Linked DNA regions of Mus musculus: all the other regions are linked to region 1. Evidence: chromatin loops called from intact Hi-C (ENCODE). Cell type or tissue: heart. All regions are shown on one strand.

Region 1 (8,000 bases):
TGAGCATAGTTCTCGACGACCAGCATTAAAGGTTTCTCAAAAGGAGCAAAGAGAAAACAAAGAACACACAAAGTATCTCCATGATTTTATCCCAATGATTCACAAAGAAAGGGGGAAAAAGAAGTCTGCATGTTTCCAGGAACTCGCTTCTTAGGGGAAAAAAAATTGCACTTCTACAATATTGCAAGTTTGCATCCTGTTTCCAGAAAATGCAAGTAGGGCTAACATTTCCCCCCCAGAGTTCCTTATTTGACAGAAATCTCCCAGAAATATCACCCTACTACGTGCTCCATATCATGGACAATAAATATGGGAGATGAAAAGACATGGGTCTGTCTGCCTTTTAAACTTAAGGACAATGGGTTTCTCAGCTCAAGTGAAAACTAAACAACTGCCAAGGAAAGCAAAGTGGAATAAACGCGTAAATAGGGAAGGAGCGGGAAATCGCCGTCTGGAAATAAGGACAAAGGGGTTCTTGTCCCTGCTCAGCCATTAATTTACTACATGGCCTTACCTAATTAGTGAGCCCCTCAGGGTCCCCACTTCCTCACTTTATCAGTATTTTTAGGACCCCTCGGAACTAAAGGGCAGGACTCAGCATGGACAGCAGTGTCCAACACCCTGGCTCACATTCACCTTACCCACCAAAGCCACGTTTAGCTTTATAGCTTTAAATAGCTGAGTCTAGATTCCCATCAACAGAGATTTATAAAACATCACCTGACCTTATGTGCATTTCTAGTGGGGGAGCTAAAGCGAGGGCCGCTTACAGTTTCAGGTTTCACCCCACAACAGCTGCTGTTAGGAGAGGGAGCATTCAACAGTCTCATTTGAAAATTATACCTCTCTACAAATGGAGACAGTAAGAGCGACTTTTCATAGTCTCAGAGATGCGGATGCCCCACCCCCACCCGATTCCTAGGTTGACCTTGTTGGGACAGCAGAGTAAAAGGGAAGCTGGCTTGAGAGAGAATCTCAGACAAGGCCATCTTGAGTGATGCCCTGTACCAGACAGCTCATCCCTCTAGTCACAAGCCAAAGCCAGTGAAAAGATTCCCTTTGAGGGGGAGGGGCAGATGCCTTGACAAGGACCGTGTATCACAGAGCAGCAGGCAGTCTACAGGCCCACACACCTGCTTCCATTCTGACAAGAGCCAATAAATGGAAATCTATGGCGGAAGCCAGCTTGACTAAGCTATAATTTATATCTAGTTACAGCTTGTTTCAAACTACAGTATAAAATACCTTTGGGTTGGCAGTGTTAATTCAGTAATTTGCCTATCAGTTGGAAACGTAGTTGACTCCAGTATATTCATCAAGCATTTTAAACCTTATCTCACGGATGAAAAAACTTAGCAATTAGCCCAGCAGCAGACTGTTTTCAACAGCCAAAGCCAACTTCTTTCAAATCCATGCCTGGCTTCCCGCCTTCAGTTTTGCTGGGTGGAATGGCAGGCCAGTAACAGGGAGAGCCATGCTGGCTTAGCAGTGTGGGAGCAGCCTTGGCTACACAGTGAGACCCTGTCTCAAAAAAATAAAATAAAATAAAATAAAATAAAATAAAGAAAAATAAACATGATACTTCTTACGCCAATTTCCAGTCTCTATTTTGCCTGATTTAGCAAATAATGTCAGAATCGATTCTGCAGCCCACCCTCCAGTGAGCCCTCCCTCCGCCCTCATAAAGAAGCCGGGTACAGTGGGTCTCCCATTCACACGCTGATAAGATCTTAGTATTGTTAGTTTGCTTGGGTCCCCAGCAACACTCGTTTCCTTGGCTGCAGTCTTACTCATCTTTGTCAATGGAAACACACAGGGATCTCCCGCCCTCTGGCTTCCCCAACTGCAGCCACTCCTTCCCTTCCCTCTCCAGCTGACAGAAAGTGCCACAGAGTACTGCTGAGAGTCCTTCCAAGAATGTCTGGCATGTCACGAGTGGTTTTATTAAGAATTCAGTTAATGGGTCCATGGCAGATAGAGAGATGGGTGCATTACTAATAAATACTCCAGAGCACTTTATAGCGTATAGCCATTTTCAGATGTGATCCGTTCAATAGTGATTATGATTTTCTTTCTGAAATATGGCTCATTTATCTCAATTTCAGAAGCACACATAGCTACTAAGTGGTATCCTTCCGATTTCATAATGGTCCACAAGCCTGCTCTATGCCCATTTTCTTGGTATCTGTAACAACAGGCTTAATTACATCCCCTACAGCATAACTGCGGTGCTGTCACCTCAACTTTCCTGTGATTATAACACTGCAGGAAATCCCCCGGCTATTGGCTAGACGAAGAGAGGAGACCTACCTCAAACAATTAGCCATGGACCCGCTATCCCAACTACACAGAACTTCCTAGGAGACCAGAGAAGAATTTAGATGCTAATGTCTTGCGCACACATTAACACACACACAGAGAGATGCACACTCACCACGCCTCAGCTTACTCTCATCCACAGGCTGACAGAGAACAGGTGACGGCTCAGAGTTCTCGTCTAACCTTAACTTTCCGTTCTGTGAGGACAAAAATCAGACACAGTATGGGATAGAGTGAGCTTAAAGTCTGAGATAAATTTCCAGCCCCGACTCACCACCCTACACATAAATAAAGAATGTTATTTTAAAGGCAGAAGACACTATCACGAGCTGTCCCATGTTAACTAAATGAACAGCATGCCTGGTGCACATTTTGCTTTGCCCAGAAATGCAAACTCAAAGGGAAAGACAATAAGGGACACACCAGAGTAGGATATGGAGACCAGACCAGTGCTAATGGGTCAAGTTTTCTTAATCTTTAGGGATATATATAATTTGTTTGTATTTGGGTTTAGTGGCCATTTCCAACAGATAAGCCTGGTTGCAATGGGAATTCAGGCTTCCCTTAAGCTTTGATGAAACTCTTCTCCTGCCTCCTCTTCCTCTAAATTTTCTTTTTACTGGTAAGAGCCCTTAAGACTTCTGCAGCCCTTCAACATGTGCAACTGTGTAGCATCAGACTAGTCACCAGCACAAGGGAGTCAGTCCAACACACTGTGTGGTTCAGGAGCAGATGGAAGTTCCTAAAAGACAGGCACTCTACCTTTAACCCCAACTGCAGAAGAAAGGAGATGTGTCAAAAGTCTGTTCTCCTAACCTTCGGCGGAGAATTTAAGGGGAGTGTTTCTGCTCCACAGGGGGTCTGGTGACAAACACCAGCCCCCCAGCAGAGACCTTGGTTTTATTGCTAGAGGGCAGTAAGTAGTATTACGTGAAGCACCTCAGGGTACTCGCAGTGAGAACCCCATTCTTTGCCAGGACCTCCCAACTCTGCCAAGGAACTGTGGTGAGTGAGGTCCTGTGCTAAAAACTGGTCCCCAGCTTTAAAGATGCCCAGATTCTGAAACTGCGCCTTACCACACGGAGCAGGGTCACACCAACTCAGGGGAACAGTAGGAGACAAAGATCCACACTCCCCCCCAAACTTTACACAAGCGTGCTCTTGTAGACGCCAAGGCTCCACAATGCACATTCCATCAATCTTTCACTGCGGTCCGCGTCCCCCACGCAGCCTTTCCAGAAACTTTAGGGCTGTTCACACCGACTTTAAAAGACCCATTGTTAACCTCCCCGGGAACACAAAGTGGATGAAAAGGGGATCAAACCTCTATTCCTAAGGACCCCTTTTCATGGAAGAAGGTTGAGTCTCGGGGCGCTATGTATGGGAGAACTCCGGCGGGAAGGCGCCGGCAAAGGCGGACGCTGGAACCCACAGGATGTTGTGCTTCTCGGCAAAAAAACGCCAGCACAGGGACAGCCAGGCCTCCAGGACGCCAAGGTGCGCAAGTCGGGTCTGCGCCCTCCGGGCCCTTGGGACCGCCAAGGAGGCGGGGCTGGGCACCCGGGACTAGAGGAGCCTTACCTTCCCCTCCCCCTCCTGGCGTCGGTCTACTCAGGTGTCTACGCGATGGCCAGAGGAGCAGGAGCGGGAGCAGAGCTCCTGGAGTCCCCGCGTGCAGATCTCCTCTCCATGGCCAGGAACCCGCGTCCCGCTGCCGCTCTGAATTCAGCGGCAACCTACGCCGGAGGAGAAGCAGTCGGGGCCGGGGAGTAACGCTCCTCCCTCCGCCTTCGCGGCCACCTCCTCCAGCCAGCCCGGCTTGGCGCTCTTGGATCCTTCCCTCCCGGAGGAAGAGGAGGGGAATCGCCGTCCGGGCGGCGCGAGCCTGTGCGGCTCCGAGACAATAGCGGCAGGCAGGGCGCGTTCCCGAGCCGCGCAGGTCCCCGGTTCGGCGGGCGCCGCGGCTCGCTAGGGTCCCTCTAATCAGCCTCCGGCCACACAAGCGCCGGCTCGGCTGGGCCGAGAGTGCTGCGGATTGGGCAGGCGGCCCCGAGCTAGGGAGGCGGGTCAAAGGCGGGGTGGGCGGGGCCTGTTGTCAGAGGGACGAGACCTGCGGAGGCTCCGCCCACCACAAGCTGCAGACGAAGGCTCAGCGCCTCCAGCTGCCTTCAGCAGGAAGGACGCCCGCCAACACCGTCGGCGGCCAGGGTTTCCCAGCGGCTCCTTGACCTTCGGCTACAGATGACTACCTGGGAGTTCAGGAAAAGCAGCGGGCCTGAACCTGAGTCTGTGTACCTCATCATCCCAGCTGAGTCTGATACTGCTTTTTTTGTCACCTCTTGACAAAGTCGACCTGAGCCTGCACCCCTCATCACTCGAAACTGAACCTGCATCTTCTCGGGTCTAGCCAGGCTGCTGAACCCCTATTACCACCACCACCACCACCCCACACACACACACACACACCACCACCACCACCACCACCACCACCACCACCACCCACACACACACACACACCACCACCACCACCACCACCACCACCACCCCTGAGACACACACACACAGGGTTGAACTCTTTTCTCTTCCTTTATCATCCAATAGCTGAGTTCGACATCTTTTATCGCTCCGGAATGAAGCTGACTCGGCATAGCAGTATATTCCCCCAATAATATCCCGCAAGCCCCCCACCTCACTCAAAACTTTCTGAGCCTCGGGTCCTGGCGCCTCGACTGCCCCCACCTGGCCAACAAGGAAGCTGGATTCGTAGCCCTCTCAGCAGAGTCAGTGTGTTCTTGACTTCAGACCGTTGTCCAGTTCTGGTTAGGAGCTTGGAGCAGCCCCAGCATCTCACACTAAGGCCAGAATAAATATACCTAGGCCTGGTCACGCCTTCTGGCCACGCTACTCTAGAGTGGCTGAAGCTTGCAGGAGGCGGAGATGCAACACTGAAAACCAATCCTCAGCCCACCCTACTGCAGAATATACTGGCCGGGTGGCATGAGTAGCCCTGCCACCACCCGGTCCCCTGGAGGAAGTTGCTCTGGCAGAGGAAAAGCCTTTCCTGCAGCAAAGGGCGCGACCTGGCTTGGTCCGTCAGACCACGAGGTCAGGAGCTAATGACAGCTGCCAGATTGCCAAATCCGGACAGTCATCATCCTCTATTTAATTCGGAGTTGGACGTGTCGCCTCTGGGGAACTGTTTCATTGAATACTGTACAGGCAGGATTGTTCATTTTTCAGGCTCACTGTTGTTTGTCTGTCTGTTTGTTTATTTGTTTGTTTTCTCCCCCTTCCAGTAAAAATTCAACCGTGTAGCTATGATACACCAGCAGACAGAAAAAGGAATACCCTATTTCCAAGGTTTGGTTTAGGACTTGGTAGAACTGAACCAATGTTTCCAGACTGGGGCTAATAAGAATCCCCTGAGATCCTAAAAAACTTGGAAATGCCTCAACAAAGCTCTATGGACTGAGTCAGAGGAGTCTGCAAATGTAAATTTTGGCAATGCTTCTGGACCGAACCCACAGTTAACTAAAACCTTGGAAAGATGCAGAAGGAGAAGCTCCAGAGACATCTGAGCCGTCACAAAATCCTTACCCATCTGCCATCTCCAGCCCCAGTCCCTCTTTAGAAGAGAAAAGGGGAGGACTTAACATAATAGAGCAGATGATTCTCTATGACAAACTGCAAAGGAGGAAGGACTCTTAAGGTGGCCTCAATGGGACATGTTTAGAACTCAAGAAGGGAGGATGGGGGCTGGAGATATGGCTTGGGCTCCTCTTCCAGAGGATCCAGATTTGATTCCCAGAAACCTACAGGGCAGCTCATGACTGTCTCTAATTCCAGCTCCAGGGGATCCAATGCCCTCTTCCGACCTCAATGGTAGGTACACAGACATACATGCATGCAAAATACTTATACACATAAAATACTAAAAATAATTTTTAAAAGAGAAGAGAGGCAGGCCACCCTAACATGTGTGTTTGTGTGTGTGTGTGGGTATGTGGGTGTGTGGGTGTGGGTGTTTCTAATCCTGGAAACTACTGGGTATGGAGATGTGATTGGAGTAAGAGTCTTGACTGAGAGATTTTTCTGAGTTGCCTGGGTGAACCCTAACTGCAATCACACTTACGAGAAGGCAGAGAGAAATTTAAAACACAAAGGTGTAGAAGGTTCATGACCAGGGAAGCAGTGGCTGGAGTGATGAACCAACCAGAAATCGAGGAGACAAGCAGCCGCCAGAAGTTGGAAGGGTCCAGGGAGAAACCTCCCTAGAAGCTGACTACACTAGTGTAACTGAGTTCAAATGTCAGACCTCTAGAAACACAGGAATCCATTTGTTGTTTTGGCTTATTGATTGTGGCAATGCGCTTTGAGGCAACCTGCGCTTTGACTTGTGCCAAATTTATACAAAATGGCTCTTCTGTATCTTTAAGCACCAGGCATTTTGGTTGAAGTTCAGTCATATTATGTTAATCCTCCTGGGAGTGATTATGCCAATGTGACACTGAACCAGGAATGTTTAAATAGCTCCTGCAAGAGCACATTAGAATTGAGGCGGCCAACTACTCCGTAGCTATAAATAGTCCTCACAGATTCATGTAAAGTATTTTAAAAGAGATTTTGATTGTAAAGAGTTCTTCCACCATCTGTATTCCTTACCAAACCATGGAAAATGGATGCTGAGAGTTGGGAAGATTAGGGAGACAAAACTCTTCTACTCATTTTCAGGACAAACTAAAAACTACAGTTAAAAACTGAAGTCTGTAAACAAGGAGTTTGGACACATATTTTCATAGAATACTTTTGAGAATTTTCATAAACTTTGCTTTGGATGTTCATCTCAAACATGAAAAAATTCAAAAGAAACTGATAAGAAAGCTGCAAAGGAGACAGTGTGGGAACACACACACCTCATCAGTGGAACCAATAGTGGTTCCCAGGGATGCAGGCTCTGAGACAGAGTAGCAGTGGGATGTTGGTTAGGCCTGTCAATCAAGTGGTACCTGTATATGGAGGGGTCCAGAAGCAGGTGGAAAGGAAAAGCTAAGCACCAGTGTGCATGTTCCCGATGCCCACGACCAACCCTACTGGAGGCATTCTGGCTAGCATGGCCCCGCAAAATGGGTCTAAAGGGCTAGGTGTTTGGACACTCTTCTGTAGCAGCCATTGGACCTGGTCCATTCCGGGAATACCACCCACTTACATGGTATGTGATGTCCTCACTACTATGTTCAAAGCATCAGGGATGGAGGCAATGCTCAGAGCATGTCCTCCACCCCTGTCTTCATTGTCTTCAGGCAGGATAGCCCATTGTCTGAGAGTTAAGACTTAGAGTCAGCTTGCTTAGATGAGAGCCAAGGTCCACAGCTCACTACTATAACTCTCGACAAGATACCCAACCTCTCTGGGTGGCATTTTTGCATTTTTAAAGAGGAATAGGAATAGTACCTAGCTGGCAGAGTCATTGTGAGAATTAGATACAGTGACGCTATAAGCAGCTTAACGGTGGCACTCATAAGTTCCCATCCATTTCTGCTACTGGTACCTATGATTTGCTAAACTGAAATATTAAGTCAGGTAACTTTCACAGTGATTTTTTTTCTTATGAGTCAAGCACAGAAACTGGCTGTTCTTGGAACCCAGGCCATATGTGAAGATCACAGATAAATTTTAACAAA
Region 2 (8,000 bases), 170 kb before region 1:
ATAACAAAAAAAATGTAAGAAAGTAATAATAACATATCTATTTAACTTGACTATTTAGCATTTGTAGTAGGTTTTTTTTCTGGTGAATAACAGTCTTTTTAAAATTTTTAATCAGATGTTAATTCCAGTTACTGCTGCTGTTTCAATTTTAGACTATTTACTGGAAATATTGCATGGCATTCGACACGTGATACACAGCTACCTGCCTGGGCATTGCTCCTTTTAAAAATTCCATTCATTTGAGTCTAGATATATTCTATAAATTGGAATTTTATGCAGTGACTCTTAGAAATACAAACAATCTCTTAGAATTTAAAAAATAGACCTCCTAAGTAAAATCACTTTTTCTAAAAAATGGTTTCTGGCTTGTTCCGGAACCCTAAGAAGATGGACAATATAACTGTAAGTAGCCATTAGATCTGAGGTTGCCATGGTAAACTAGAATCATCTACTGAACTGTAGACAAACATGTGTCCAGCATGTACCTCAGAGCTGAAGAAGTTGTGTTTAGTGCCAAACTCATGTACGCCCTGATGGAAACAGCTTAAGGAAGAAAATCAGTAAGTTGTCTCATGGTTTTAAGGTAATTCCATTCACCACACCAAGGAAGACACAACAGAGCAGCTCAGCTCAGCCTGGTGGACACACATGGCCAAAACTGCTCATGTGGTGGCAGATCAGAACAAAAAGCAAGGACAGGACAAGCAGCCGGGTATACTCTTCAAAGCCTCACTCCAAGGGGCCCACTTCTGCAAGCCCGGCTCAACTCCCAACATTTTAGAAACTTCCAAAACAGCACCATTGGCTATCATTTTGATGCTCAGATCTTCAATGACCTGAATGTATGAATATAAAAATGCTGAAGGAGCATCATATGGTTAAGATGACCCAAAATAGTCCAAGAAAAACAATATCTTAGCTTTAAAAAGTAGAGAGGTGCATCACTAGAAAGTCAGCGCTTTCTTCCATTAAATTCTTTCATAATACTGCCCTATCTAGTGGTCACGGTCTACACAATGGCAGGTCTATGGACTCAGTTCCAGAGGAATGAAAGTATGATGCATCAGTCAACTTCCCACCACTATAATCAAGTACCTGAGGCAATTTATTTATGAAAAGAAAAGGTTCAGTTTGGCTTATGGTTCTGCTGATTCCGACTCATGGTCAAGTGGCTACATTGTTTTGAGTCCCTGGCAAAGCAGCACATCATGGCAGAACATAACAGAAAACTGCTTATGTCATGAGTCAAGAAGTAAAATATAGAACCAGAAAAAGGGAGAAATCAGGTTCTGACAATTCTGCTCTAGTTCAGCCTCTTGATAGCCTAAAGACCTCTCACTAGGCCCTACACCTAAAGCATGCACTACCTCCCAATAGCATCACCCTGGGAAACAAGTATTTGGGAGACATATACCACTCTGACTGTGTGTACTGGCTGGCTTTGTGTGTCAGCTTGACACAAACTAGAGTTATCACAAAGAAAGGAGCCACCCTTGAGGAAAAGCCCCATGAGATCCAACTGTAAGGCATTTTCTCAATTAGTGATCAACGGCCAATTGTGGGTGTTGCCATCCCTGGGCTGGTAGTCTTGGGTTCTATAAGAGAGCAGGCTGAGCAAGCCAGGGGACGCAAGCCAGTAAAGAACATCCCTCCATGGCCTCTGCATCAGCTCCTGCTTCCTGACCTGCTTGAGTTCCAGTCCTGACTTCCTTTGGTGATGAACAACAATGTGGAAGTGTAAGCTAAATAAACCCTTTCCTCCCCAACTTGCTTCTCGGTCATCGTGTTTTGTGCAGGAATAAAAACTCTGACTAAGACACTGTGGTAGTATAAAGTACCTTACCAGGGCATTACACCTTCAATGAGGGATGGGCTTTGACAGAAATGTTTAATGGATACTCAGTGCTTCTCCCTTGTTCTACCATATTAACCTTTTCTTAAAAAAAAAAAAATTCTGTGTCATAAAGTGACACCCATGAGATCTCACCAGCATGGTATCTAAACATGACCTGAGCAAGGACAAACCCAACAGGCATGCTAACAAGGAAAGAGGAAACCTCACAAGACCTCAACCATAGACAAATAACTAGAGGCAACTGAGGAATACTAAAAGTGGAAAAAAATAGTCTTCTCCAGGGAAGGGAACACCAACTGGTTGTCCAATAGTAATTTTAGCCAAGAAAACATGTAAATACTTTACACAGTCCAAGTGTGTGTGTGTGTGTGTGTGTTTATATATATACACAACAACAACAGTTTAATAAAAGAGGCTCTGAATTTATAAGCACCTGAGGGAGTTGGAGGGAAGAAAGAGAAGAAAATTATGCAATTATAATCTGAAAAAAATATTTTAAAAATTCTCTTCTATGACCCTTACTATTTCATATAGAATGTACTAATGATAGATGACATAATTCTTTATGGAAGATCAAGACAGGATTCTGCTGAACTAGAATAGGGGTTGGTAAATATTTTTCTGAAGAAGGTCCTAAAGTGAATAGACTAGGCTTTGTGTTGTCATGTGACATCTGCTCTGCCACTGGCCACAGAAGCAGCTATAGACAGTATGTCAACAACTGAACATGGAAAGGAACCCATTTTCCAGTGTGGATGGTGGGCTGGATTTGACATGGAAGCTATGCTTTGTCATCCCACAGGGTAGATGATAAATCTGCATCAGAGCATTTGTGGTAACTATGGAGACCTTGATTCCTCCTTTGTGATGGTGGTAAGGGCCTTTGCATCCTATTTTGCAGGAAAACCGTTCTGTCACCATGTTGTTTTTTTAAATTGAATTACAGATTTGTGCAGACCTAGCCAAGAAGATGTGGGGAGGTATGAAAACTAGCTCATTCAACTCCTAAGCCAAGCCCTTCACTGTGCTTTGTAGAACAAACTAGGACAGTGGTTCTCAACTGGTGGGTCATGTCACTGTAGGGTCACATATCAGATATCCTTCATATCATATATTTACATTACAATTCATAACAGTAGCAAGATTACAGTTATGAAGTAGCAACAAAATAATGTTGTGGCTGGGGGAGGGGGCATGTCACCACAAAATGAGGAACTGTATTAAAAGGTATTAGGAAGGTAGAGAAACTCTGAACTAGAAAGTGAAAATGTGTTTCTAAGAATTCTTAGCAGCTGGGGTTTTCCATGTGAAACTATGTTCCACCAAGAAGATACATTTGTACAGACTCAAAAATGAAAGTGAGTAATGAGGGAAGGAACAGAACGCAAGGGTGGAAATGCCATGCATGAACAGGGACAAGATGTCCAGTCCCCAAGGCAGGAGGGCCGGTACCTGGAGCTAAATGCTACAGCTGACAGTTAGGGTTGAGCAGGGAACAGTACTGGAAGGAAATGGCACCAAGGAGAGCCAGGGAGAGCAGCTGCCCCAGGCAGCCCTGATGTCTACATTTACCATCCAAGTTCCGTTGAATGCCCGCCCTCCAGGAGAGGCAACACTAATAAGCACGAATTTCATGATATAAAGGTCTCTCTCTCTCTGATCCTGTTTTAATAATTTTTCATTACCCACCTACTAGTTTAATAATCAGTATGGATGAGTCACCACATATTAATTTTTAGTGAATTAAGATTGCTGCCCGTTATTGTCCTACACAGACTTGGAAATTGCCTAAAAGATGCATAGCTGAAGAACGTTAGAGTCATTGTACCAATTTTGTTTTTCCCTACACAAGCCAACTTCTGTGACTTCAGCAAGGGGGAACACAAGCTTTTGAAATGAAACTGGAGAAGATTAAGGTTCCATTGACCACCATCTCTATCATTCAGAAGCAAAGTCACATCACCAGAGACAAAGCTGGACACCTACCTACACGATGGCTAGGGTAATGGCCATATACATGCCAAACAATTATCCAGGCATAATGACACACACCTGCAATCCCTTGTTTCGCATGGATCATTAATAATTAAACAATCATTTTAAAGTCTCTTGCCCACAAAAGCCAAGATGTTAGGAGGGATTTAATCTATAGCTAGTGTGCAAAGGACAGTATACATCAAAAGCTTTCATATTTAAATCTCATCACACCAGCAAGCAGATCTAATTTAAACTTTGCAGACCACAACATTTGCGTTGTCCAAAAACTGAGGAATGGGACCGGCTGAGGTACTAGCAGCAGACATTTTAGGATTGTCCCTCTCCTGTGGGCTCAGCTTGGCCCAGCTTCTCCAACTGGGAGATAGACTACAATTTAGTCTTTGCTTCACTAGTACTTTATCTTGCAGACTCCGCCTCAACCCAGAGAGTCTGTCCCTGACTCCCGGGGACCGGGTATTCTCTTTACTTCATACAGATCTGTTTGTCTCTGCACATAGCTCAGTTTTTGATTATTCACTGTGCAGCCATTAGAATTTTCTGTCTATTAGCTGGCAGGCTAGCTGAAGCTGCACAGATCTCTCTTTTTATATCCCCAGTACACAGCACAAAAGCTCACAATTACTCTCAATGAAGAAACCGGTGGCTACACTCCACCTGTCCCTTATTATCCCCAAGGTGCAAGTGTGGATGCTGAAAAGCAGCCTATACAAATGGGGATCCGCCCCCTTATGTTATGGCCTTGTCCGGTGGTTGGAAGTGTCCCAAGCATGTCTCCTCCCACTGTGTCATGTGACCATTTTCTGGTTTTAGATGTCGTATAAGTGAGTCACTTCCTGTGTGTATCACAGGGCTCTTGCAGTAATTGAAATGGTCTGAGCCTGTAGTATCTCTTCCTACTGTGTCATCTGATCCTCGGTGATTTTTAGGCAGATCTAAAGCCTCTTTCTTAAGCTTTCTTGTACAGAATTTGATTCCTGGTGTGGAAATAATGAGGCAGTGGGACTTTAAGAGGGAACTGGGTTCTGGGATAATCATACCCAAGGGGATTAATGCTGCTCTCATGGAGTGAGTGAATTCTCTTGGAAGCCTCTCACTCTCCCTTGCTTCCTATTTTACCAGATTTCTGCTCTGTCTTCCCACAGGCTCCCACCAGGTTCTTCATCAAACAGCAGAAGAACCTCACCAAAGACCAATCCAGTGAAGTTGCCTATCTTAGACTGTCAACTTCTAATACTGTGAGGTAGGCTTTTTTTCTTTTTTCTTTTTCCTTTTTTCTTTTTTCTTTTTCCTTTTTTCTTTTTTTCTTTTTTCTTATTCCTTTTTTTTTGGTTTCTCGAGACATGGTTTCTCTTTATAGTCCTGGCTGTCCTGGAACTCACTCTGTAGACCAGGCTGGCCTCGAACTCAGAAATCCCCATGCCTTTGCCTCCCAAGTGCTGGGATTAAAGGCATGCACCACCACTGCCCGGTGAGGTTTTTCTTATTATTATTCTCTCACACATTATATCCTAACCACAGCCTCCCCTTCCTCTACTTATCCCACCCATCTCCCTTCTCCTCCAGATCCACTGTTTCTCTTCAGAAGTGAGCAGGCCTCCAGGGATATCAACCCAACTCCATATAACAAGCTATAAGACTAGGCACAAGCCATCTCATATCAAGATGAGGCAACCTAGATTTGATATGAGCAGGCAAAGAGTCAGAGACAACCCCTACTCCCATTGTTAGGAGTCCTACAAGAACGCCAAGCTGCACAACCACAACATATATACAGAAGGCCTACCTCAGACCCATATAGGTTCTGTGATTGTTGCTTCAGTTTCTGCGAATCCCTCTGAGCCCTGCTTAGGTGATGATCTGAACCATATTCTTATGGTGTTTTTGACCTCTCTGGCTTCCTCTCCCTCTTCCTTGAGGTTTCCCCAGGCTCCACCTAATGTTTGGCTGTGAGTCTTTGCATCTGCTCCCAGCAGTTGCTAGATGAAGCCTCTGTGATGACATTGGGCTATGCACCAATCTATGAATATAGCAGAATATCATTAGGAATTATTTCATTTACTTTTTTCTATCTTCGGTCTCTGGGCTATCCAGCCCTTGGTTTCTGGCCATCCAGGCAGTGCCATATGTGGCTTCCCTCTCATAGAATGGAATCACATTGGACCAGTCATTGGTTGGCCACTCCCACAAGTTCTGCACCACCATTATCCCAGCACATCTTGCAGGCGAGACAAATTGTAGGTCTAAGGGTTTGTGTCTGAGTCAGTGTCCCAGTCCCAGTCCCAGTCCCAGTCCCAGTCCCAGTCCCAGTCCCACCACTGGAAGTCTTTCCTGGTTACAGAAAACGGTCAGTTCAGGCTTTGTCTCCTCTATTACTAGGAGTCATTACTAGGATCATCCTCATATATTCCAAAAAGTTTCCACAGCACTAATACTGTGAGTTTTTAAAATCCTCTTTTCTGTGCTTACGGCCCCGCCTGTGGTATGCTATTGAAAGACTCCAAGAGGAGCCCCTCACTCAGGCCTCAGGACAATAGCGGACACCCAAGAACTCACGACAGACCGAGCTTGTTGCAAACCACATGAGGCTTTATTCGGGGAAAGCCAGAGCTCTGGGGAGGACTCATATCCCACGCAGGGGTAGAGGAGTCGACCTCGAGGGTAAAGAGTTCCCAGTTTTTATAGGCCCTCAGGGGGGAAAGGAGAAGGGGGAGATTAGGGGATTTCCAGACCTAAACAATGTCTATTCTCAAGAAATGGGTATGGGAGGGGTACAAGGAAAGAGTCTAATGAAGGTGCAGCAATGGGCACACACCTGGTCAGAACATTGGCAGACACACAGGTTCCAGGAGTGGCCAGAGCATTGTGCACCTCTATTTTTTTAAATCAGTGAAGCTAGTTCTGCTAACACTGACGTCTATCTTGCCAATTTCAGGGCTTCTGTGTCCTTTTACATTCTGCCAGGATCTTTCACTATCATAATAGTGGAGAACAGAAAAGCACACCATTGCGCATCGCAGCTAGGAGCTTCAGGGAGATCCTAACTGCTGTTCACACGAGGGTGAAATGAAACCACTGTGAGACAAGCAAGCCTTCAAGCAGTGTGATTGTGTGCAGATGCTTCTACGGCGGGAAGAACTGTGACATCACAGTCAGATCCATGGTTCTTTCTCACGTCTCTGGAAAGAAGCTGGGAATTCCCACAACAGCCTTTGTACCATAAAAGCTTCAGAAGGGGCTCTACGAATCCTATCGTGTGCATCGAACTTTTGTAAAAACCATAGTTTCTTCAAGAAGTCATTTTAGATTTTTAAAGTCACATTCTAAAACTCTGTCAATACATGAAGAGATGGTGTGGTCTTAAAATTCCACTTTACTAAGAAGGCTTTCAGAATTTTCCTCATCTGGATGATTTTACTCGTAAATTGGGTTTTATTTTGAATACATGCAGACATAATTCTGTACAAATAGAGCTTTTCTGTTCATTTTTTGTTGGATTTTTTTTTATATTTCTTATCTTCCTTCTACATATATCAGCCATAAGCCCCAGTGAACAGCCTAGTCGATGTCCTTTCACATATTATTATGTCTGCATAATTATGTTTAATCCTGTACTTTACCTGTGCATTGTTCAATATGGGAAACCTTTTTTTAGGTGGTGCCCTACAGGAAGAGGCTCTGATTACTTAGGGCCTTTGCATCCTGCTTCTCTTTTGGTCCTTCATAGATATTCTTCTAGGGCCTCTGGGGTGACTACCATTCACTCATAAATGACTGCAGAGTATTCTCTGGGCTGCAGATATTGTGGGATCTAGTCCTGCTCTAGCATGGGAAATGTTCCCTTCCCACGGGCCACTAGGGAGCACTGTCAGAGCAGTGTCGGCCTGGGTGAGCAGCAGCCAGCTTGGGCAAGACTCAGAGACACATCTGTGACTACACGAACCTCTTCATCCTCAGCTGAAGATGCAGCGTTTGTCCCAACTTTTCTCCCAAGCCTTTCTCAAGAAGAGAACCCAGAACTCACTGGCTTTCTCTAACCAGGTCTTTACCTGTCATTTCAGCCATGGGGATGGGGGTTAAGACAGACTCAGGTTTCTTGTTTGAGTCCCCTACGGTTGTTGACAGACACAGAGAAAATGACTGATCAGAA
Region 3 (8,000 bases), 360 kb before region 1:
TCATAAGAAAAAGTAAATTTGTAATGCTCTTTTAAAATAATCCTCTCGATTCCACTCCGGTGGACTAGTACCATAGTTATCTGCCTCCTTCTTATTTAAGCTATTCTCCCCTACTCCCCAAAATTATAATAATTAATAAAATAAAAATAAATAGAATGTTTCTCTCTATTTTATTTTCAGACCTAAAGCCAAGGAACTAAAATCTCCCTCACATTAACTAAAAACTATTACTTTTATTTCCGATGTTGTTAATTGATTAGTTCATCATGGAGTTAAAGAAATATCCAACTGAATACTTTGTATCAGGTACTGTTCGGGGCTTTTTGCTGTATCACTGACTAATAAACAACCTGCACTCAGTGGAGCTTACACTCTAGCTGTAAAAAGCAAAGGAAGTCATCTAGTGGGAAGTATGAATACAGACCATAGCACATGCAGGCTGCTTGTGAGAACTTCCACACATCAGGGCCACTGGATATCTTGGTCTCATTTCACATTATTCAGCATCAATTTCCATGGCACAACTAAAATTACTATTAGCAAGATGTCATTACTTTCCTCTTAAGTCCAAGCAAGTTTTTCTTCCTCTTAAAATCTAGTTACCAAGTGGAGAAAACTGTTGATCTTGACTTCCTAACCCCACATTTAAGGAGACATAGGCTGTTTAACTTTGCTCCAATGGGCTCTGCAGTCTATAAAGCTAGACTGCACCTACTGTCAGTTGCTTTGCATATCTCCCTTGTGTGGATTAAACTCTCAGTGTTATTAGAGGAGCTGCCCAGGACTGACCAGAGTGGCTGTCCTACTTAGGTTTCTGTTGCTAGGATAAACAGAAAGCAACTTGAGAGAGAAAAGGGTTTGTTTCCTCTTATAGGTTACAATCCACCATGAACGGAGTCAGATCAGGAGCTAAAGACAGGAATCAAAAGGCAGAAACTGAAGCAGAGGCAATGGAGGAACATTGCTTATTGGCTTGTTCTCCTTGGTCTATTCAGCTTTTTTTTTTTTTAATACATTCTGGGACCACCTACCCTGCTCAAGTGTGACACAACCCACAGTGGGCTGAGTCCTTTGAGCCTTCCCATCAACCACTGATCAAGAACACACTTCCACATCTTTTTTAATCTTGCCCTGCCACCCCGTCCCCGTGTGTGTGTGTGTGTGTGTGTGTGTGTGTGTGTGTGTGTGTGTGTGTGTCTGTGTCTGTGTGTGTTTGGGTGTGTGTGTGTGTGTTTGGGTGTGTGTATGTGTGTGTGTGGTGTGTGTGGGGGGGGGTTTGTGTGTGTGTGTGTGTGTGTGTGTGTGTGTGTGGCCAAAGAGTCCAGAAAAGGGTGTCAGATTCTTTGGAGTTGGAGGCACAGGCTTAAGCAATCTGACCTGGGTGCTGGGAACAGAACTCAGGCCTTCTGGAAGAGCAGCAAATGCTCTTAACTGCTGAGTCATCTCTCCAATCCCTAGACTAAGTTTGTTTTTTGTTTGTTTGTTTATTCTTGCTTTTAAAGATTTATTTATTTTATGTATGTGAGTTACTGTCTTCAAGACACACCAGAAGAGGGCATCAGATTCCATTACAGATGGTTGTGAGCCAACATGTGGTTGCTGGGAATTGAACTCAGGACCTCTGGAAGAGCAGTCAGTGCTCTTAACTGCTGAGCCACCTCTCCTAGAATAAGCTTTTTTTAAACATGTATTCTCTAGAATAATTTTTGGTTTCCCAGGCCTTCTTTGTCTTTGCAAATGAAAAAGTCAATACTTCCAGCTGGTCTAGCCAAATGAATTTAATGGCTCTTTTGCTATTTGTTAGTAATTTTTAACGATTCAATTGGTTTGTTTTTTTTTTAAAGATCTCAGTAAACAGTGGCAGGAGAAACTGTTCTGGTATATTTTAGAATTGAAAACAAATTTAAAATTATGCAGGGATATTTTTCCCCCAAACTTGTTTGAATTTCTTTCTTCCTAATATATTTGAAGCCCTCAAAGAGACAACTGAATTTTATTCACTATAATGGTGACAATAGTTTTACTAACTACTCAAAAGTAGCATTTACAAAATGCTTAAACAAGGTGGACCATTGTTATTAAATGGACTTCCTTCTCTTCATTCAAAAAAATCAGTATAACAAGAAAATTTAATTGTATTCCCAAGCAATACTCCTCTGTTGCTTTTTCTAGTTTTAACACAATGCGTAAAGGGCACTATACAAAATCAACCTGTCAAGAATTGGTTCACTCTATAACGGACCAGCGCTGCAGGGAATTCATTCCACTTCCACCAAGAGAGCCCTTTGTATAACAAGAACAAGCCATTAAGGGTTTAATGACACTGTGATACATATTAGATGCTGACAGAGAAACAAGTATGTTCTGTTCACCCAGTTGTCATGGTGTCTACCACAACCGCCATGGATGGACTCACCATCCACGTGCTCTTTGTGGTTGAGAGAGGGGGCTTTCTAACTTTAGCCCTGTCTTAACTCTGCCTGTCTTTATTTATTCAAGACATTGACAAATCTAGATGTTGGGAAACTCTGTCCTTTAGGCATGACATGGTGGCATAGTCTTGCCATTTGGCCATCAGAGCAGCTGAGATTACTCACAGAGATTCTCACAAAGTCACAAAATCAGGTCTGTTAACATGTCTCTGGAAGAGAAGGAGATCTGAAATAATTCATGAAACATAAGAGGAAGCAAGTTAATGATTGCTGAAGAAAAAGAGCCTTCTTTGATCATGTGGCTGCCTATACGTTGCGTATGCATCTTTAAAGCTAGACTTGGGTGGAATCATTTCTTTCATGTCTTGTGGGTACCATATTGGGGATTGATAGACATTTGTTTATATCCCACGACACAAGAAAAATCAAGTAACACTTGCTTTTGGCAAGAAGAGCTAGAAGTTACCTACTAGGTACAAAAGGAGGATAGGGGTATCAGAAGTGGAGCCAGGTTTGTACATAGGCACAACCTGTATACATAGCATCTCAAGCCTGTGCCATGGCAGGAAGAGGGCATTTGGTACTCAGATGAAAGGCATTTGGCTGCTCTGGAGCACAGATGTTTCCTGTGCTCATTGCTCTTGATGCACACTCTCAGTTGCCCACTTATCAGCAAAAGGTGTGATACTCTGTGGTTGGCACCTGCTGATAAGGGTAATTATAGCATTAGTGGAAGCAAGTATGCCATCCAAGGTTGAAAAACAACTCTAATTACAACTACTCCATCATTTTACTCCCTGAAAACATTCTTGTCCCTTTAACACAGAGCTTACTCAGAGATTAAATTAAGTCTACATCTATGTGAAAACAAGCCTTTAAATAGTTATGGGGCTAGGGGAAAATCACCTCTTTAAATTAATAATGTACGCATGCTGAGGTGAGTATTTGATATTTACAACACCAGACTGCACCTACTGGATTATATTTTGAATGGTATCTGTGCCTTTCTGTGCAAATACAATCAAAGTAAACAACAGGAGGAGTAAACATAGCATTTCAAGGAGAAATGTAATCTAGATCTAATAGAATGACCATGAAGAAGTTCTTAAATTATCTTTGTACCAATAGGCCACTTGACAGAAATACTATTAAAAAAAAAAAAACTAATACTCAAAAATTTAATTTGATAGCCCAAATTTTAACACATAATTTCACCCTAATAGGTAATACAATAAAATTGGAATGGAATTTACTCACCTTTATTTTAAACAGTTTCCAGATTTTAAAAAAAAATTTAAGACCTTATCCCAGAGAAAAGTAATTTCTAACAAATGCATATTATTAAACACTGCTTCACTGTATCAGAATTATATCTTTTAGATATCTGAGTATCAAAGCAACAGGAGTTCATAAACCTTCCGCTGGAAACTAAGACCCCGAAAAAAGGAGAGAGAGGAGCAATTCATAAATGAGTTCAGAACCAGCAAAGATTGGCTTGTGAGGTATGCTTACTTCTATGGCGCAGAATCTCAGAGAAGTCCATGAAGTGTCTCAAATCTCGTACTGAGCATGCCCATGAGATGCCACCAGACTGAAGTGGCGCCTTCTATTCTAGTGCCACTTCTGCCTGGCACTAGAATCAAAGGGTCCAGATAGCTGTGGTCAGGTGTGGATGGCCCATACTCTCCTATCTCAGGCTTCTCATAGTCCACAGCACTTTCTCATCACCAAAGCCAACAGCCAGAAATGGAACTTTTGATTTCTAGGGCAGGAATCATGACTATGGAGGCACTCCACCTCCATGAAAAACTCTTCCAAATTTAGTGGTGAATCAGTAGGAAACCTAACTAAAATCAAACCAAGAAAATCTTCCTTAACTTCCCACAGAAAAACAAAAATACTGTAACTCAGGTCATAGAGAAAATAAGATGCTTCTCAGCCTGTGGGTCACAGCTCTGGAGGACATTGCATATCACATGTCCTGCATATCAAATATCTACATTGTGATTTGTAACCACAGCCAGAGTACAGTTATAAAGTAGCAATGCAAATAGTTGTATGTTAGGGGCCATCACAGCATGAGGGACTGTATTAAAGGGTCACAGCATTAGGAAGGTTGAGAACCACTGTTCTAGAATGTGATGGAAATTTCCTTGTGGGAGTAAATAATTTCCATGTCCAGGAGATATGGCTTTGTCTCCAAAATAAAAATAATGGCACAGCCTTCCTTGTTTGAGTGGGCTCAAAGGTTCTTCCATCTCCCCCATGTGACTTTAACCAGAAGTTATTTCGAAGATTGGACACAAAGAATCAGGGTTTACTTTAACAAAACCACTCTATGACCATTTCATGGTCTCAAACAGAGAACAAATAAAAACTTTACATGATTTCTTTTAATCAGGGTGAATGCCATATTATTCCTGAACATAATCCTCAATGGATAAGACCCACAGCTATGTCAAAGAATATCTTTTTCCTCATAAAAACAACAACAAACAAATTAATTTAAGTTAGTTGTCATTTACAAGCTATTTTTCTGAGATACAGGGAAAAATTGAAAACAGCACCAGATCACTTCAAATTACAGAAAAACCATCTTACCTTAAAGGTTAAAAACTTTTACAAAGATGTACCTTGAAACCATTATTATTCCCTTGCTCCCGTGTTAGCATGAATGTGTCAAGTGTCTCAATTACTAATGAAGTCCAAGTCTTTATCAACAACTCATGAGACCAAAACTAAGATGGATTGCAGACCAAAGAATGACAAAAGCTCATTATCTTTGGGGATTTTTTAAATCTGGTAATTAAATCTTGGCTTAGAGACCTATTTTTGGAGTTTTAGAACAAAATCAATATTGAACTTGTCATGTAATGTGAGAAAAAAACCCACAGGCTTTCACTGCTTTTTAACTGAATTGCTAATATTTCAATTAACAAGCATCACAGAGAAATACTGCCCCTTTGCCTGCTCTTAGCAAACAGAAGGACTTGGTTACTTTTCCAGATGTTTCTGGTTGCCATGGTATCCTAGTATGCCCTCCCTCACACACATTTTTATTCAAGGCAATAACCTCCAAGTCATTTATTGTCACAACAGTGTTAAATGAAGATTTTTGTATGGCCCTGATAAGGGCTGTTCACACACCTGTTGAACAAAATCAGACATGATATAAAAAGCCTCATAGAACAATGTTTAGATGTTTTGTAAGGAGATGAACTCAATTCTTAGTTTACATAAGAGGTAAGAGGTCATTAATCTTTTTCACAGAATTTATCTCAGAAGTCTGTCTTCAAATGAAAATTCCTTTTAAAGATGTTTTCAAGCCTGCATATCTTACAGAATATTTCTGTGGCTAAAATAAAATTAATTGCATGTACGTGGACCATGTCCATGTTCAGATGAAAACCTTGCCCACAAAATGGATCAAAGATTTGAAATTCCCAGATTGATTAATGCTTTCTGCCATTCATTTTGTAAACAAGCAAACAACATAAATAGGCTAAAATCTCATTCTGTGGGATTGCTGTTACATGCTACATTTACGGATACATTTTATCCTTCATTGCAACCCCTGAAAACTAGATTGAGCTAACACTATTCATACTGGAGTCCATGGTATGAGCTAATTTTTTTAATCAATTCAAATTCTTTCCATTATGTAAAATCTACACGATACCTCTGAAAACATAGAAACATGCATGCTGATATTTCCAAGGATGCTTTGGAAGTTAAAAACAGTGTGTTCTCCTTACCCATGAGCAACAGGAGGTCAATACAACTGTCTCCTAGAACAGAGATCTCTTTCCCTCTGTCTGACATGATGGAAAATCTAATATTTCAATATCAGAAATGTAAACGCAGCAAAAGTTTTCATCAACTGTATTTCCACACACACACATAGAGTGATGTTTTAATTTCACAGGAGTCCTTTTATTGCACTAATCAGACATTGAAGAGGCGCTGGCACATGGGGAAACTGCTTTCTGAATGTCGTACACACGTTAAGCCAGAGGCGTATAAGCACCTGGGATATTCTTGCTATTCTCCACATGCAAATGACATTCTGCAAACAATTAACTATACCCATTAAAACAGTGGGGGAGTGAGATAGAAAGAGCAAGTGCTAAGAGAGTAAAAATACAATGTGCTGTTCTTGTTATGCCCCCATTCAGTCGATGTTAAGTGAGTTTGAATGCGGGGCACACACAGACCAGAGGGATACACTCCTATCACACGACGCAGGACAACTCACACACTTTGTTAATTACAAAACTATAATGATCTGACCGCCAGCCCCTCGCCTCTCCAACACTTTTCCCATTTCTGCATAGAAAGAAGACACATCCAAATCCCCTCTTCTGGCTATAGAGGGGGAGACATCCCTTGGGGACCCCTGCTTGCAACCACCCAACACTTTCCCTGTAAGTGACTCCACAAGTTCCCAGGCTCCGGCGCCAGGAGAGCAAGTTCAGCACCATGGACAAGGTTTCTGGCACCAGTTAGGAAGGATGCTGAGGCCCTGACTCTCCCCAACTCACCGGTGTCTGCTGTGCCGGCAGTCCCGAGCGCTTGGTGGACCCCTGCTTGGAACTTAACCTTTTCCACGACTCGGCAAACCTGCCCCGGCTGGCGCTGCGGCTGCGCCTGCGGCTCTCTGCGCTGTCCTCGCGGTCAGAGCAACCTCTCTCCAGCTCGCCCGCATCCCTCCACTTCTTGCCCATTCTTAGCAGCCTGGCCCTTGGCAGTGCTCAGAGCAGCCTGCGCTCAGCTCTCTCCTGCGCCGCCTTCGCCTAGTAGGCTCCCCGCCTGAGTCGGGAGCTCCGTAAAGCTGCCAGCAGGCTGCGCTTGCGCTCGCGATTGGCTCAACAGGGGCTGGGGCTGCGAGCGCCACCTGCGCTCCAGCCCGCTTCCTTATGCACCCCAAATTGCTTTCCACCGGCAGCCACCGCCTTCAAGGCGCGGGAGGGGGAGGCAGGGGGTTCACGGCCCACGCCTGGGGTTGTGGAGCCACTGCTCTAGGAGTTTCTTGCAGTCAATGTGCCCCACCCAGTCTTCAGGCCCTGGGGACCTGGGAGCAGAAGCCTGGGTCACCCACTGGTGAGTGGGTGGAGACTCCAGTTGACTTAGACAAAGAGAGTAAGCCTGAAACTTTATCTGCCTTCCTTTCTCTTTCTTCCTTTTCATCTCTTTGCAACAACTGTATTCAAGTGTCCTTTGGGAGAGTCCAGCTTCATCTGCATGTCAGGTACTGGGCTAATTCTTCCCTCTGCTTGTCGGGCTAGCCCACTGGGCCTCAGACTTGGCTGCATATTGAAGTTTCCTGAATAGCTTTTCATACACACACACACACACACACACACACACACACACACGTGTGCACGTGTTATAAACTGTAGCATGTTAAATGCTGATATTTCCGATTCTGGGGCGGGGACTCATATAATTAGCTGGGCTATGCCTGGGAATCAGGATGCCACAAATTGTAATAGAGAGTGGGGCGTAACTCAATATGATAGAACACTTTCTGGTATATGCAAGGACCCAGGTTTTATCCCCAGCTTCCTA

What was found. Hi-C counts contacts between places; a loop is a spot of excess contacts. Peaks named below come from ENCODE experiments on the same cell type or tissue, not always from the same donor. Only the 100,000 strongest peaks of a DNase experiment are listed, where the experiment ranks them.
Region 2: it touches region 1 in a loop (10-fold over the local background); 10 of 42 quality-filtered maps call a loop at or near these places.
Region 3: a loop joins it to region 1, with 4 times the contacts of the local background. A loop is called at or near these places in 2 of 42 quality-filtered maps.

Annotation. Positions count from the first base shown.
Region 1 is chr19:21,774,687-21,782,686 of GRCm38, reverse strand. It overlaps Cemip2 (cell migration inducing hyaluronidase 2), which reads right to left and starts at 4,347. Exons shown (of 24, transcript NM_001033759.2): 1 at 3,901-4,347. In heart, CTCF peaks have their summits at 1,833, 4,477 and 5,090 (motif pointing left); DNase peaks (open chromatin) are centred at 1,796, 3,316, 4,386 and 5,176; H3K4me3 peaks cover 5,460 bases; H3K27ac peaks cover 4,649 bases.
Region 2 is chr19:21,943,353-21,951,352 of GRCm38, reverse strand. No RefSeq gene overlaps it. Among named protein-coding and RNA genes, the nearest start is that of Cemip2, 170 kb to the right of the region's middle. In heart, a CTCF peak has its summit at 7,704 (motif pointing right); DNase peaks (open chromatin) are centred at 4,642 and 7,752; H3K27ac peaks cover 453 bases.
Region 3 is chr19:22,138,275-22,146,274 of GRCm38, reverse strand. It overlaps a transcript of Trpm3 not described here. Among named protein-coding and RNA genes, the nearest start is that of Trpm3, 310 kb to the left of the region's middle. In heart, no CTCF peak of the experiment used is centred here; no DNase peak of the experiment used is centred here; H3K4me3 peaks cover 1,029 bases; H3K27me3 peaks cover 5 bases.